Regions from separate parts of the Mus musculus genome. Here region 1 is linked to region 2. A link is a loop called in an ENCODE intact Hi-C map of the cell type or tissue named here. Cell type or tissue: heart. All regions are shown on one strand. Each heading gives the region's core, and the rest is flanking DNA. Links, peaks and the distances in the headings are about the cores only.

The links. Peaks named below come from ENCODE experiments on the same cell type or tissue, not always from the same donor. Only the 100,000 strongest peaks of a DNase experiment are listed, where the experiment ranks them.
Region 1: a loop joins it to region 2, with 2.4 times the contacts of the local background. A loop is called at or near these places in 2 of 42 quality-filtered maps.

What each region holds. Positions count from the first base shown.
Region 1 is chr10:22,884,264-22,891,809 of GRCm38, reverse strand. No RefSeq gene overlaps it. Among named protein-coding and RNA genes, the nearest start is that of Gm46217, 35 kb to the right of the region's middle. In heart, for the core only: no CTCF peak of the experiment used is centred there; a DNase peak (open chromatin) is centred at 4,089.
Region 2 is chr10:23,073,194-23,080,739 of GRCm38, reverse strand. No RefSeq gene overlaps it. Among named protein-coding and RNA genes, the nearest start is that of Gm35179, 74 kb to the right of the region's middle. In heart, for the core only: no CTCF peak of the experiment used is centred there; a DNase peak (open chromatin) is centred at 3,509; H3K4me3 peaks cover 476 bases.

The DNA.
Region 1 (7,546 bases), core at 1,967-5,966, 190 kb after region 2:
ATGTCTGCACTACTTACTTGTCTTGGGGCTGTGACAGAATGGATGACAGTGAGCAAGCTTACTGGAGGCAGAGTTTGGTTTTGTTCACATACAGAGAATATGGTCCACATTGACAGGGAAGCCATGGGGGCGGAGCTTAAGCAACTTGTCACATGGCATCACCATCAAGAAGCAGTGATCAATGAATGCTGGTGTTCTATTCACGCACGGTCTTTAATTCAGCCAAAGGCCTTGGCCCATGAAATGATACCACCCCCAAAATAATAACATTAACGGGTGAAAAGATGGTTGTGATACTAAAACATCCAGGATTTTCATGTGGAAAGGCCAGGCTTCCATCCCTAGGTCTTTAACATGGGCTTACAGATCTGATGGTTCTTGGAGTCTTTCTCTGTCTTGGTATCAATAGAGCTTGTTGGGCATATCAGGGACCTGCACTGACTCCCACAGCTTTCTTTATTAGAAAAAGAAAAATGTCACTTTCCTGAAACAGACTAATTTTCCATAGCCACTATCAATTACACCATAGCATATTTAAGTGACTCTATGAAAGGCACAGGCATAATTCGTGTTTGAGTTTAAGTGTCAGGAACATGTGATGACAGACATGGTCTTTCACAGCTGAGAATTAGAAGACGTGGTTTTTAGGTCATGTTTCTGTCACACTACAACTTTGCTTGAACTGGTATCGAGTCTTTGGTGCCTATGAAATGTGTCATCCTTATATGGAAGATCAACGGAATTGCAGAATCTCACACAAGCAGTGGGATAGGAAAGTATCCAAAGGGCACTGATCACATAAAAAAAAAAGTACACTCACTGTTATAACATTTTTAATTGCTTTTTGCTTTTGTGATACATCTCAAGGAGGAACATTCATCAAGTCCCTTTGGCTTTGAGGGTACAAAGAGCAGACAAAGTTTACTCGATCCCACACCTGTTAATCATCAGAATTTCTTGAAAAGGTTTGTGTAAATAATCAGAAATGAATCTCACTCCAGGCTTTCAATATCACCCACCATTCACTGCAGGCTGAACACCCCACACACATACACACACTTGTTCCTCCTTCACCACCCTTTCCTCTCTCTATGTTGGAACTTTTGGTTTGATATTTCTTTTAGGCCAGTGTCTCAGCTATTACAAAATACCTAATAGAAGCAACTTAAGTGGGGACAACTTATTCTGGCTCACAGTTGCAAATGTTCAGTCTATCGTAGCAGGGAAGGCACGACACAGGGCTTAGTTCATGGAGGTGGGATCCTGGAACAGCTGCTTTGGGTATGATGCCCCCTCCCACCATGAAGCAGAGAGTTCATGCCACAAATAAGGCACAACCCTCAGAAATTGTCATAGTTGCCCCTATCCATACACCCACAGAGCAGCTCCTTCTTCCAGCCAGTCTCCAACTCCCAAAGGATTACTCTCATTCTAAACAGTGCCAACAGCTTGAGACCAAGTTTTCAACAGCATGAGCCAGCAAAGGATATCTCATACCCAAAACCTTAACACTCCTCCAGCCAATGGGTCCTGCACAGCTCCTGAGCACAGAGATGATGAATGCCACCCACTTTACCTATTCATAAAACTTTCCACAAAGCTTAGAGCCTAGTGTGTGTTCCGCAGACATGGAAGGAAAAGGGACTGGGTAAAGTAGCTGACAGAAATGTCCACAGTGGATGCAGAAATCTTTATTTATAAGCAGCTCTACATGAGATTTTGAAGAACTTACTAGATTTCTACAAAGTGATTTCCCAGTAAGGGGAAACTCTTGGGATTGTTGATGTGGACACAGGAGCAGCTTCCTGAAGATGTGATTGGGACCAACTCAGGATGTGCCCATCCTATACATCCCAGTGCTTCAATCACCACTTTGATGGTCTTCATAATGTTACCTTTGGATGTGTGCTTTCTAGGTCTTATCTGAGGAGACAATGTAGGATGAGCCAGCAGTTGACACCTCTTAATCTCCAAACATACCATTATCCCATAGCAAATTACCAGTTGTTTGTATTCGTGACTCTGTCCAGCAATTACTGCTGCCCTCATCCTTGGCAAGACTTGTGTCTAGATGTAGGAAGGACGGAGGGCCCTCTCTAACAATGAAGTCTTCGGTGTGTTTGCACAAGTATCCCCTAGCAATGAATATTCACATTTTCAGTTTTCAATGGGCAAAGAAAGTCTGTCAATAGACAGGAAACAAGAGATAGTTTACCAGAGAGATTGTTGGATTACTTATTGATCAAGAGTGAAGAATTACTTAGAAAGTCACAGGTGGTTCAAAATAAGCTATATCACCAAAAAGCCCACTAGAGCATGGGCGTATCCTTGTAGCTCCAGTAGGACTTGCAGACAGCTCAGCATGGAAGAGAGGATTTTTTCCTACAGTAATTGTTACTACTTATAAAACCTTAAGGAGAGGGACTTATGAATCTTGTAGGATTCTTCCTGAACATTCCTTGAGGAATAAATGTTTTGATTCCAAAGCAATTCATGGGCATTTAGGGCCCTTTTCCCTGTCTACCAGCTATGCTATTTAGCTTGAAGCTTCTCAAAAGGGATTGCTTATCTCTGAAGAGAGGAACAGTAACCTAACCAAGTGGCCTCCCTTTTCACAGAACTTTCATCCAGTCACGTATTTCTTTATCTTGCCTTTGATTCCAGTTGCTGAACTCCAGCTGGAAATATTGACTCTAACCTTCTGCCATATGTGTACACACCTACTGGTATGTCCTTCAGCAAGGCACCCAGCAGCCACTTTCTGCCCAGTGTGAGCAATCTACAAAACAGTAGCAATTTGCAAATTTGTGGTGATCATGACTAGTCCATGGGCCTTACAAGAGGCATATGACTTCCTCTCATCAAAGAATCAGAATGCAGATGCAGGGCTTTCCATTTCTGGATAATTTTACAGCTTATCATTTATTATATTACAAGACCTGCACTGTCCTTAACTGAATAAAACATAAAAAGGTAATGAAAACTCTGAAGTAGGAGTTGTGCAAGATGTGTTTGTCTTAAAAGATATATGTCTATGTGGCAGACTAGCTCAGCAAAGTCTTCATGAAGCTTGGGTAGAGAGATCATATCCTTGTAAATCCACCACCACCTTTGGGTTAAGTGAATGACCAGAGAAGATCCTAATTTTCTATAGCTACCTCCTCATATACAATGCTTTCTAACTCTTCTTGGGACAAATCTTTAATAATGACAGAGAAGCAGTCACCAGGAAGAAAATGAGTCATGGCCAAGCAGATTATATTTATTTATATTTTGGGTGTGAACCTTCTTTGAGCAACACTTGAGCTTCCAAAAGCAGAAAACTTCTTAAAGAAGTTCAAACGATTTCATACAAACCTTAAGTGGCATCCACAATTCTTACAAAGAAGTAGTTATTGTGAGTTGTATCAACTAAAGTGCAAAACATGAAGAGATTTCATACCTATCCCTCATTACTGTCTTGGAAGACCATCTGACCAATGGAAACCAACTAAACATGGATTTTATAGTTCACGAGATGCTAGTAATGATTTTTTAAAAATGAAAAGACAATCATCTGGGACTGGGGTTGGCAAACGATTGCCATTGTGGCTACAATTCCATAGATGCCTCTGTATACTCTATATAGAATGAGAACATGGCGGGGAGGGGAGTCCTGATCCACAAGCATATTATCCTTTGTGTTAAATAGTGTATGGATTGCTATTATGAAAAATACTGCATTCTCAACGCATTTTTATGAAATAGAAAGTATAAAGCATCCATTTGACATTTGAAAGTTAGTGTGAAAGAATGCCATAGGTACCTTTTTTTAAATCAACGATTCTTAGAAAAAGGATGTAAGTAGAGGATTAAGATATATTGAACATATACAAATCACACCATTAGTTTTACTAAACTTAAGGAATAGATTAGAGATGGGTGTAAGCTTTTTTTATTTAAGACACCAGCTTCAATGCTTGAGAATTCTAGTTGACAATAGGTGAAATAATGACTCGGGGAAAGAGGACAGTTGCAAACGAAAGGATGAGACCCATGGCCTTAGCAGAGGCCAGCATCATCCCAAGGGAGGCTGACAAATCTGCTGGCGCCGAGATGAAGTCATCTCTTCTGAAAGCTGCTACTTCCTCAAGAGAATAACAAGTGAGGTCAGCAGCGGATACTGATGAATAGAAGGTGGAGCTAGATGTTTGGTGACAGAGGGGATGATAAAGGCTCGCCTTCCCAGAGATGAGGAAAGAAAATCTTGGTCCAGGGCAGTGCAGGCAGTCTAATTACCATTCTTCCTTCTCTCATTCAATGGCTCATAGCCCATCCTGGCAACAGAGCTTCCAGGTCCTTAAGAACATGAGTTTTTAGAGCACCCACGGATGTTCGGAATTGAGATGTGCCTTGCATCACATGCAATGAACGCTCCTTTTTTTCCTAGCTTGGAGGATGTTGCACTGATATTCTGAGTAGCAAATACAAAAATCCGAGGAAAAGAGAATCAGATTCTCTATTTCTGTGGTGAAATGTGATTAGCCAACATCCTTCCTTCCCACGAGTGCCTTAGTTAGGTTTCTAGTGCTGCAACAAAACAGCATGACTAAAAAGCAATATGTAGGTTTATTCATCTTACACTTCTATACCACTGTTCATCACTGAAGGAAGTAAGGATCGGAATTCCAACAGGGAAGGATCTTGGGGGCAGGAGCTGATGCAGAAGCCATGGAGGGGTGCTGCTTACTGGCTTGCTTCCCAGGGCTTATTCAACCTGCTTTCTTATCGAATCCAGGACTACCAGCCCAGGGATGGCACCGCTGACCATTGATTGGCCCCTCCCCCCGTTGATCACTAATTGAGAAAATGCCCTACAACTGGATTTCATGAAGGCATTTCCTCAGCTGAGGCTCTTTTCTCTTTGAAGACTGTTGCTTGTGTCACATTGACACATAAAAGCATCCAGGTCAGGGAGAATTCTCTTTCTGTGTGGAACTGACCACAAATATGAAGGGTATGAAATGTCCATTGTGGTAGCACCATGTATTGAATACTCAACTTTCAGGTATCTCCTTTCAGCTATAGGAGTCTCTTGATTAGGCATGTCTTAATGTCCAATGTTGGCTTGACTCTCCAAAAAGAAAATGTGTATTTGAAGCTATTTAAGGAACTCAGCCCCATCATACATACTCTTGAAAGCTTTGGGATCCCTTAAAGGGATCACCCAAAGGGTTCTTGCAGAACTTAGCACATCATATTTACTTAGATTCACAATTAGGTCTTATACCTAAAGCCAGTCACCTAAACAAATCTAAAAAAGCAGAGACTAATGTCTAGAGGCTGACAAGATGGCTCAGAGATTAAGAGCACTGGCTGCTCTTCCAGTGGTCCTGAGTTCAATTTCCAGCAACTATTTGATAGCTTACAACCATCTCTAATGAGTTCTGCTGGCATCTTTTGGCATGCAGGTGTACATGCAGATAGAGCACTCGTATACATAAGTTAAATAAATTAATAAATCTAAAAATAATACTATTATTATTAATGTCATTTACATTCTTTTATTTGGCAGCTTTGAAATAAACCAATGTCCATTATTTCATTATTTATGTGAGAACATAGTTTTCAGGGGAAATCTTCCTGCTTTAAATAATAAACAAATGAGATATTCTTCTATCAGGAGATAAAGGCAATGTGGTTTGGTGCTTAGCCTGCCTACCGTCAGCAAGACTCTGATATTTGATGCTGTGCAAAGGAACTATGAGAAGAGGGAGGGCTGAGGTCAAGAAGAGGGCTGGGGGAAGTACACAGTGACCCAGTGAGGGAGTTGGGGGAAGAGAGCAAAGGCCCAAAAAGAGCAATTATAAAGACAGGGTGAAATACTGAAGGTCCCAAAATGTGCTCCGCATTGTCTGTGAATAATTTTCTTACTCACCTGCCCCCTCTGTAACTTAGCATCATGAAGTGGGAGAAAGTCCTGGAACCTGTTTTACACATTGACTCAGACGGAAGCCAACAGATCCTACCATCCCATCGGCGAAGTCTCGTGTTCTCCCTTTGGAACCATGATAAACTTGTGTATGTCATTTGTCAGTTTTCCAGTTGAGTTTCTCACTGAATCTATTATCTTCATGATGGGGCCAAGCTGTCCCAAGCATTGAATAGTCACACAAGCAAAGGATGTGACTGATAACAAAGCATGATTTCACTTACTTCATTGCAAACTAAGTAAAGCAGTTATTCTAGCTTTAAAACAAAATATCCATAAACCATTGTGGATATGTTGGTTTAACATCTTTGAGAAACAGAGTGCGTGTTCTACATCTCCTGGTAACAAATGGAACTTTCTCTAAAGAATATCATGCACCCTGGTGTGGTGTGGGCAAGATCTGGAGCGAGTCATTGTGGCTGGAAATTCTTCTATACCCAGCTCTCTGAGCTGCTACAAGGGCAGATGAGAGCAGCTAGAGAGACAGACTTCCAACCTCACCCTTATGTGAAGAACAAGCCTGTATCTGCTGATGTTAGCTGCTGTGCTCCTCCATCATGGGAGCGGTTTCTTCAGTGGCCATTGAAAATAACAAATAGAAAGTCCAAAACATCAGCACTTCGGGAGCCATGGACATAAAACTCCTAAGCTGTCCTGTCTCTCCCTGGGGCTGCAATGAGTAGGACAGCGCTGGTGAACTGTGCAGAAAGCTCACAGGCGATCTAGGAGCTATCAGCAGAAGATGTTTGGGGAAGACAGAACACTCTCTTATAGGAGAGGCAATGCTCACAGCCACTGAGTTAAAGGGCTCTAGACAAGAAGGTGAAGTAAAATATGCTCTTTATATTTGATACCTTTAAAATGCAGAAAAGTTCATTCCCTTGCTATAGAACCTTAGGAAATAAGTTCTATAACTTTATAAATAACTTCTCCACTGTATTGAAAAAAGAGTAGGCCAGGGGCTGAGGAGCAGATCTGTGGGAAAGAGCATTTGCCATGCAAGCAAAAGGATCTGAATTAAATACCCAGCCTCCATGTGGAAGTCCACCATGGCTGTGCATGCCTGTAATCCCAGAATTCACTGAAAGAGTCAAATGGTCCCCAGAGCTTGATGCCTAGTCAACCTCGCTGCCACAACAGTGAACTTCAACATATAAGGTGGCAAGTGATAGAGAAAAACACCCGAAGTCCCACCGTCCTCCTCCAGCTGCAGGTCCATGCATAGACACATGCACGCACTACAGGAAATATGTGTGCTCACACGTGCGCACGCACACACACACACACACACACACACACACACACACTAAAAAAATAGAGCAAACCCTTTAATGTATTAGCACAAATTGCTCTATCATGGTATTAAATCTGTTTTCTTCTTCCTAAGGGGGGTAAAAAAAAACCAATGCTTTACATTGTGAGCTCTTAAAAACTTAATTGAAGAATTCTGAAAAAACATGAAAATACATTGCATTATCTCCAACCACACTCTTTAGTAACAACAGTAAACCATCTCTCTTGATGGGGACATTGTTGAAAACTTGTATAAGTTCCCTAGAGAAGCTTGGTTCCGTG
Region 2 (7,546 bases), core at 1,941-5,940:
GGGTTCACGTAAATGAAACTCAAAAAGCCACAGCAACAAGAAGTCGCTACAGAGTATCTCTCTGGGCCTGGGGATATGAACTTGGGGTAGATGGCTTGAAGGATGGCACAGGGGCCTGGAACAAAGAGAGCAAAAACATGTTACATGAAAATAATTATTTATTTATTTCTCTTTTTTCCTTCTTTTATTTATGAAAATCTAACTTTCCCTGATATCTCAGCATTGATAAGGAAGATTGATGCTCTGGCATCAATTAAAGTATTACCGACCTTAATTTTTCTTCTAACACTCTTGAAACCTTATCAGAAACATAATAGGCCCTGTGTCCATAAAACCCACTCTGAAAGGTAAGCTATAACCACTACCTCTTATTTTTAAAATTAGATATTTTCTTTATTTACATTTCAAATATTATTCCCTTTCCTAGTTTCCCTTCCAAAACCCCCCTATCCCCTCCCCCCATCCCCTGCTCCTGAACCCACCCACTCCCATTCCTGGCCCTGGCATTCCCCTATACTGGGGCATTGAGCCTTCACAGGACCAAGGGCCTCTCCTCCCATTGATGACCAACTAGGCCATCCTCTGCTACATATGCAGCTAGAGCCACAAGTTCCACCATGTGTTTTCTTTGATTGGTGGTATAGGTCCAAGGAGCTCTGGGGGTACTAGTTAGTTCATATTGATGTTCCTCCTGTGGGGCTTCAGTCCCCTTCAGCTCCCTGGATATTTCTCTGGCTCCTTAATTGGGGTGGGTCCTTGTGCTCCATCCAATGGATGACTGTGAGCATCCACTTCTGTATTTGCCAGGCATTGGCAGAGCCTCGCAGAAGACAGCTATATCAGGCTCCTGTCAGCAGGCTCTTATTGGCATCTGCCTAGTGTCTGGGTTTGGTGGTTGTTTATGGCGTGAATCCCCAAGTGGAACAATCTCTGGATTATCTGTATCCACACTTTGGTCTTCCTTCTTCTCCAATTTCATGTGTTTTGCAAATTGTATCTTGAGTATTCTAAGTTTCTGGGCTAATATCCACTTATAAGTGAGTGCATATCATGTGTGTTCTTTTGTGACTGGGTTGCCTCACTCAGGATGATATCCTTCAGATACATCCATTTGTGTAAGAATTTTATAAATTCATTGTTTTTAATAGTTGAGTAGTACTCCATTGTGTAAATGTACCACATTTTCTGTATCCATTTCTCTGTTGAGGGACATCTGGGTTCTTTCCAGCTTCTGGCTACTATAAATAAGGCTGCTATGAACATAATGGAGCATGTGTCCTTATTACCGGTTGGAACATCTTCTGGGTATATGCCCAGGAGAGGTATTGCTGGGTCTTCCAGTAGTACTATGTCCAATTTCCTGAGGAATCGCCAAACTGATTTCCAGAGTATTTGTACCAGCTTGCAATCCCACCAGCAATGGAGGAGTGTTTCTCTTTCTCCACATCCTCGCCAGCATCTGCTGTCGCCTGAGTTTTTGATCATAGCCATTCTGACTGGTGTGAGGTGGAATCTCAGGGTTGTTTTGATTTGCATTTCCCTGATGACTAAGGATGTTGAACATTTTTTCAGGTGCTTCTCGGCCATTCATAACCACTACTTCTACCTCCTCCTCAAAACAAGTTTAAAAGCTAATACAATATTCAGAAATTATTCTATGTATTGCAAACCACAATTCACTCAAAATCATTCAGATAGTTACAGAGATTTTAGCTATAAAGAATTCTCAAGTCTTAAAACATTTAAAATAACTTTAGGAGATTTCAAAATTTTAGAAGATAATCTACTGAATTGAAGTACTTATGACTGCTTGTCATTAACACAGCACAATTTGGAAAGCCAAATAAACCAAATCTGTTCAAAGATTTGAGAATAACATAGTCATAATTCCTACAGATAATGCCACAATATTACAGCTAAGACATCTCACATCAATACACAGTGGCCTACAAGCCAATTTAATCAAAATTTCTACTTCAAAGGAGAACTGTGTTTAGGATAACATGGTAGAAACTATAAGAACACTGGAAGTTTGCTCAGTTTCTAGTCAAGAACACATTTCGTGATTATCATCCAACCACCTGAATTGTATTTTCTTCACTGGAACCAACACATTTACAAAGGACAAAGAATATTAGGAAATAAACATGTGAATGCATCCGTCCTCATCACCAAACAGTGCGACTATGAAATGTAAGCAAACTAAAACTATTTAGAAATCAACGAACTATCTAATTTTACTTGAGGACATTATGAAACTTGAATGAGTGCATATTGGTGATTTTAATAAACACTGGAGCCATTATGAAAAGTAGTTTTTCCTAAGAGTCTAATTCTCTGACTCAGCATCTCCAAGGCAAACGCTCAGGGCCTGGAAGAACAAAGGCTAGCCAGTAACGGATGCACCACTTGGTCCTCCTATCGCTACACTCTGATACTCAGATACGTATGTTCATCTGTGCATGTACATGTTTATATGTGCCCTCCATGAACATAACAATGGAGAGGCAACAACCAAGCTTTAGATTGGCAATATTCTACAAAACTATATATATAACTACTGAAAAAAAAAAAAAAGACAAAGAACCAAGTGGATGATGTGCCCTGCACTTATAGAAGGATACGTGTAGGGAAAGCCTAGAAAGAGATGAGAGGGCAAAACTACCTTACTATTGTATGTAATGATTCCCGTTATTTTTCACTGAGTTTATATAATAATTAGAAATCCTTCTTAAGTGGGAAAATCAAATCTTTTTCCTAAAAAGCAGTATACAGTTTGGTGTGTCTTTCCCACACAATTTTGAAAACTCCCATATAGTTAACTCAAATATGCAGAGTTGGAGAAATTTCAGTTTTCAAAGAAAGACCTCTCAAGTTTCAAAATACATTAAATAATTTAAAATAAGGTTGTTGGGTTTTTTTGTATTTTTTTTTGTTTTTGTTTTTTGTGTTTTGTTTTGTTTTCGTCACAAACTAGGTTCCATAAACTTACTGCCTGACTTTTTAACTTGAAGTTAAATTCTTTGGGGAAGTGGTTTAGCATTAAATCTCTCTTGTTGCTTACCAACCATCTCTGTCCTTTCTTTTGGTTTCACTTTGTTGGCTGTTGTTGTTGTTGTTGTTGTTGTTATATCTCTAATTCATTTTATCATCATTTTATCAACATTCTAGGGTCTCAGGAATTTGAAAATGCTAGGAAAACAGATTCAGAACTGCATTAAAACTGGTAAAAACAGGTTTGTAAATAAAAGACATTTTGACCATTCTGAGAGTTTCCTTGAATCATCTTGGTTTCCCTTATTTATACTAAGATTAGTTTAATAATTCTTTTAACTTGGAAAAAAATCTTCTGTTTCTTCTCTCTGTGAACCAGAAAGATTGGCTTCCCTGAGGAATGTGAAGACACGGTTAGTTTATTGTGTTTAAAAGAGACTTAGGGAGGAGCCGATAAAGCCGCCTTACATCGCGAGAACAGTGTTGAAATCAACCCTGGCTACACAGAGACGCGGCCGGGACCTGGACACACAGGAAATGCCCTTTTACTAAGGTTCTCCAGCCGGACAGAGCATCTGCCTTTAGTAGAAAGGGGGTGGGCAAGGTGGACTTCACCGTGGCCATGACCTTCTGAATTTGAGAAAGGAAAATGGATTTCAGTGGAAAGGCAATCCAAGTTCTGCTTTCTGTCTTTTCTACCTCCTGTTTTGTTTTGCGTTCGTTCCCCCGTCTCCCCTTAATAACAGCAATGGAGAAGGCCCTTTCGTAACAGGCAATAAACCTCGGTCCAGGTTACCAAGGAAATGAAGGCTGCAATGCACGGATGTATTTGGCAGCAGAGCCTTGGGAAGAGCCCACGGGGCTCTGGAGATGGAAGCAGGCTGAGACTGGCTGGGGACGAACCAGGACTTTCTCCTTCCCAGTCTCAGTCCACCCACGTGAGAGGAAACACCTACCTTCGTCTCTTTTCTCAGTATCCCAGCCCACGGTTTACAATTTTGACACATCCAAATATACAAAGTTAGGTTATAGATTTATCAGTAAAAGGCATAGCTTTCAAATCCAAGTATTATTCTCTTGTTTAGTTCCTTGAGTTTGCTCTATTATCTGTAACTTAATCTAAATTCACACTTATTGTCCTTGAAAGTGACTTTTTCTCTAATGCCTTATTCTCTTTTCGTAGAACAGAATAGAATAGAAGGCACATTATCTGGAAGAATGTTCGTGAATAAAGATGCTATATGAAGGGGGTTTCCAGCATCTGAAACTGGTATTTATATTTCATTGTTTTACAATATGCTGACATGAAAATTGTTTTCTTTTCTTCCTGTAATATATTATGTAGTATTTCTGGCATACAAATATGGGTGGATACCATCCATCTTAAGAAATTAAAATTTTGCTGTTTGAATTAAAGACTCTGTTATATACCTGTACTTGCTCAAATCCTTTCCCCCAGTGATTATCACTCTCTCCCCCGGGGTTCATCCTTATCAACCCTTTGATGCACTTTCACTGATCAGAATATTTGCACCTGTGTGGTTCATCCAGTAAGCAGAAAAAATGAATGGGCCTGATGATCTTAGCCCATATGAAGGCAGAAGCAGAGGTAAAGGCTGGATCATGGGGCAACTTTAAGCTTCATGGCCCCTTAGTGAGTCCCTGGTTTGTTTTTTTAATTTAAGTAAGAAGGCTGGCCATGTACCATGTAGAGCTTAGCTCCTGAGAGGCCTTGAGTTTAGTCCTCAGAATCAGTGGGAATTGGTGACGTTGGTAAAGAAAAATCAATACAATAAAAAGTTCCTTCAAAAGATTAATAAAATTGGCAAACCTTCCCAATGCCAGCAAAGAAAAGGACAACATCATTTCCGAAATTAAGAATCAAATTTCGTGATACTCATGGTTCAGTGCCTTGCTCAGCCGTCATCGTCATCGGGAAGCTTTGTCCTGCAGCAGACAGGAACAAATGCTGAGACGCACAGTCAGACTACACAGAGTGGGCGACCTGGGAACGCACAGCTCTAAGTGGAACCTCTTCAGCAAATCCCTCCCACCCGGGCTCAGGGAACCTCACCGAAAGGAGGCAGAAGGAGTTTCTAGTTTGATGATTTTATGGGATTCCTGAGTCTGTGAACAATGGGTCTCTGGTTCTCGAACCTTATCTTTGGCTCTTTTCCTTTTATTGGTTTGTCCTATCTAACTTTGAGATAATAGTTTCTGTTATCTTTAAAAGAAAAAGTGAAAATAAACGCAAAGATGCGATCTTATTGAGTTTGATTTTGCTGTATATTGTAATGCCAACTGTGGGATCCCAAGACCTGGTTGCCCCAGAGACCCAAGTGATCCTATGTGACCTAGCCCCCAAGTCATTTTTGATTGGTAAATAAAGATGCTGATAGCCAATAACTGGGCAGAAGAGACACAGGTGGAGTTTAGGATTCCTGGACTAGCGGTCAAAGGAGAACCATGAGAAGCAGGAGAAGGTGAAGGAGGAAGAGAGAGATGCCATGGGGTAGGCGAGCTCATGAGAACATGGCCTTGAAGGCTGACCAATGGGAGTGCAGAGCAGCCCAGATCAAACATTGTAAGAAATAACCAGAGGTTATTGACAGAAAAATAGATTTCAATAACACAGAGTATAGATATCTGCCCAGCTCTTGTGCTGTGTAAGGCTTACTATAAATAATACAAATTGCATGTGTTTTATCCAAGACCTACATAATCAATGGCAGGATAGAAACCCTGGATTAAAATTAAAATTTTCCACAACACTATCCCTATAGAGCTCGTAGATTAAAAATAATAATAATAATAATAAAGTAGCAGGGAAGTGTGTGGATGATGCTGTGTGTACAGATGCCACACTTGGGGGACAGGATCCCTTGGGAACTTCATATACTACCCAGATGACCTAAATCAAATTGTTTTCATAACTGTTAAATACATACAACTCAGTTTTAACTTTTTAAAAAGAAATTTTCCAATTTATATAATTTTACTCATGGATTCTAGAAAACATTGGGAAGAAATGCACCGGTCCCACCCACTCTCTTTCGAGAGTAAAAGAACCCCACACTCACCAGTGTTAATGCAGATAAGCCTTGGAGCATCTATCTGCAAAGCACAAAACTAACACTAGCTTTGATTCAGCTGCAACAACAACAAAAAAATGCCTCCCATGTGAGTCATTTCTTTGGATTATAGTTAAATATGAGTTGGTTTTGTACTTTCATTCAGGAACTTTATTGCTACATGGCAGACTTATTACCTCGACATATATTTTTAGATTCAAGGTGGGAGGCTCATATCTTGTAAAGCAGTAACTCACAGGGGCTTACAGACCTGTAGTCTGGTGTGAAGGAGGACAGTCTGCATGAAGGCTTTTACAAAAGCCCAAAGGATGATGGGACTTCTACTCCAGAAGGATGAGATAAGCGTACTCCCTCCTATTTCTCCTCCTACACAGGAATAACACAGACCCCTGAGAATTCTGCTAAAGCAAGACTAGAAGTCTGTGCAAGAGGTAGGTGACTCAGAGAGCCTGGGTCCTGAGGATGGGTTCAGTGGTAGGTTACTGTTTATTTGTTTGCTTGCTTGTTTGTTTGTTTTTCTTCTCCAAGTGGAAGCTGTAAAAATGAAATATTCCAAAGGGCACTGGCAGAAAAATCAAGATAGATGGGAACAGATAATAGCTAGGCTGGCAAGATAAAACTGGGTCATTAATAACTACCCTCCTATACATACACACCCTGATAGCCACATGTCCATTCCCTATGTCTGTAAGATTAATAATGAATGTATACTTTCCAGTCCTACTGTAACAAGATGCCCCAATTTCCTCTCTACTGCCACCTGCATCCCTTCTTTGGTGGCATCATTAGCTGCCTAGGGGGCTGGGTCTTTGATCCTTGCTAGAAAGTCACAAGAGGACCTTGGACCTTTACTTTTAATGACTCTGACCATCACCCAGTCCCACCCTAACCCCTGTGGTGTGAGGAAAGAAGAGGCAAGGCAGAGAATTAGGGCTTTTACTCCTACCAGCGATAGTGAGGCCTGACTCTGACCTCTCTGTGTCATTGTGGATCATGTGATGAACCACAGCCAAGGACTCCTAGACCTTCTGGTCAGAAAGCGGGTGGCAGAAGTCCAATAGCCACATGTCTATAAAACTGTTACCTTGATAAGTAGGAAGATCTCTGAGTAAATGTAAAAGATGATTGGAAGTATTAAATTCACTTAACAGAGGGTTTTAAATATCCCCAAGGAAAAGTTCTAAACATAAAATCCAAAGTGTTAGAACTCACAGGAACAGAGGATATCGGAAAGAACCCTTTGAATTTTTAGTTGTTAACAGAGCTAAGTTCTAAAAGAATCCATAGGTTTAATTTCATTTATATAACATTCTGAAAGGTTAGTGTTCTAGAAATGAAAGACAGATTAATAATTGACAGATTTTAAGGATGTAATAGGGAAAAATATTGGGTGTGTTTACAAAAGGACAGCCTGAGAGATCCCCATGGTGACCGAAAGACTCTTTCATGATAGCTCTATC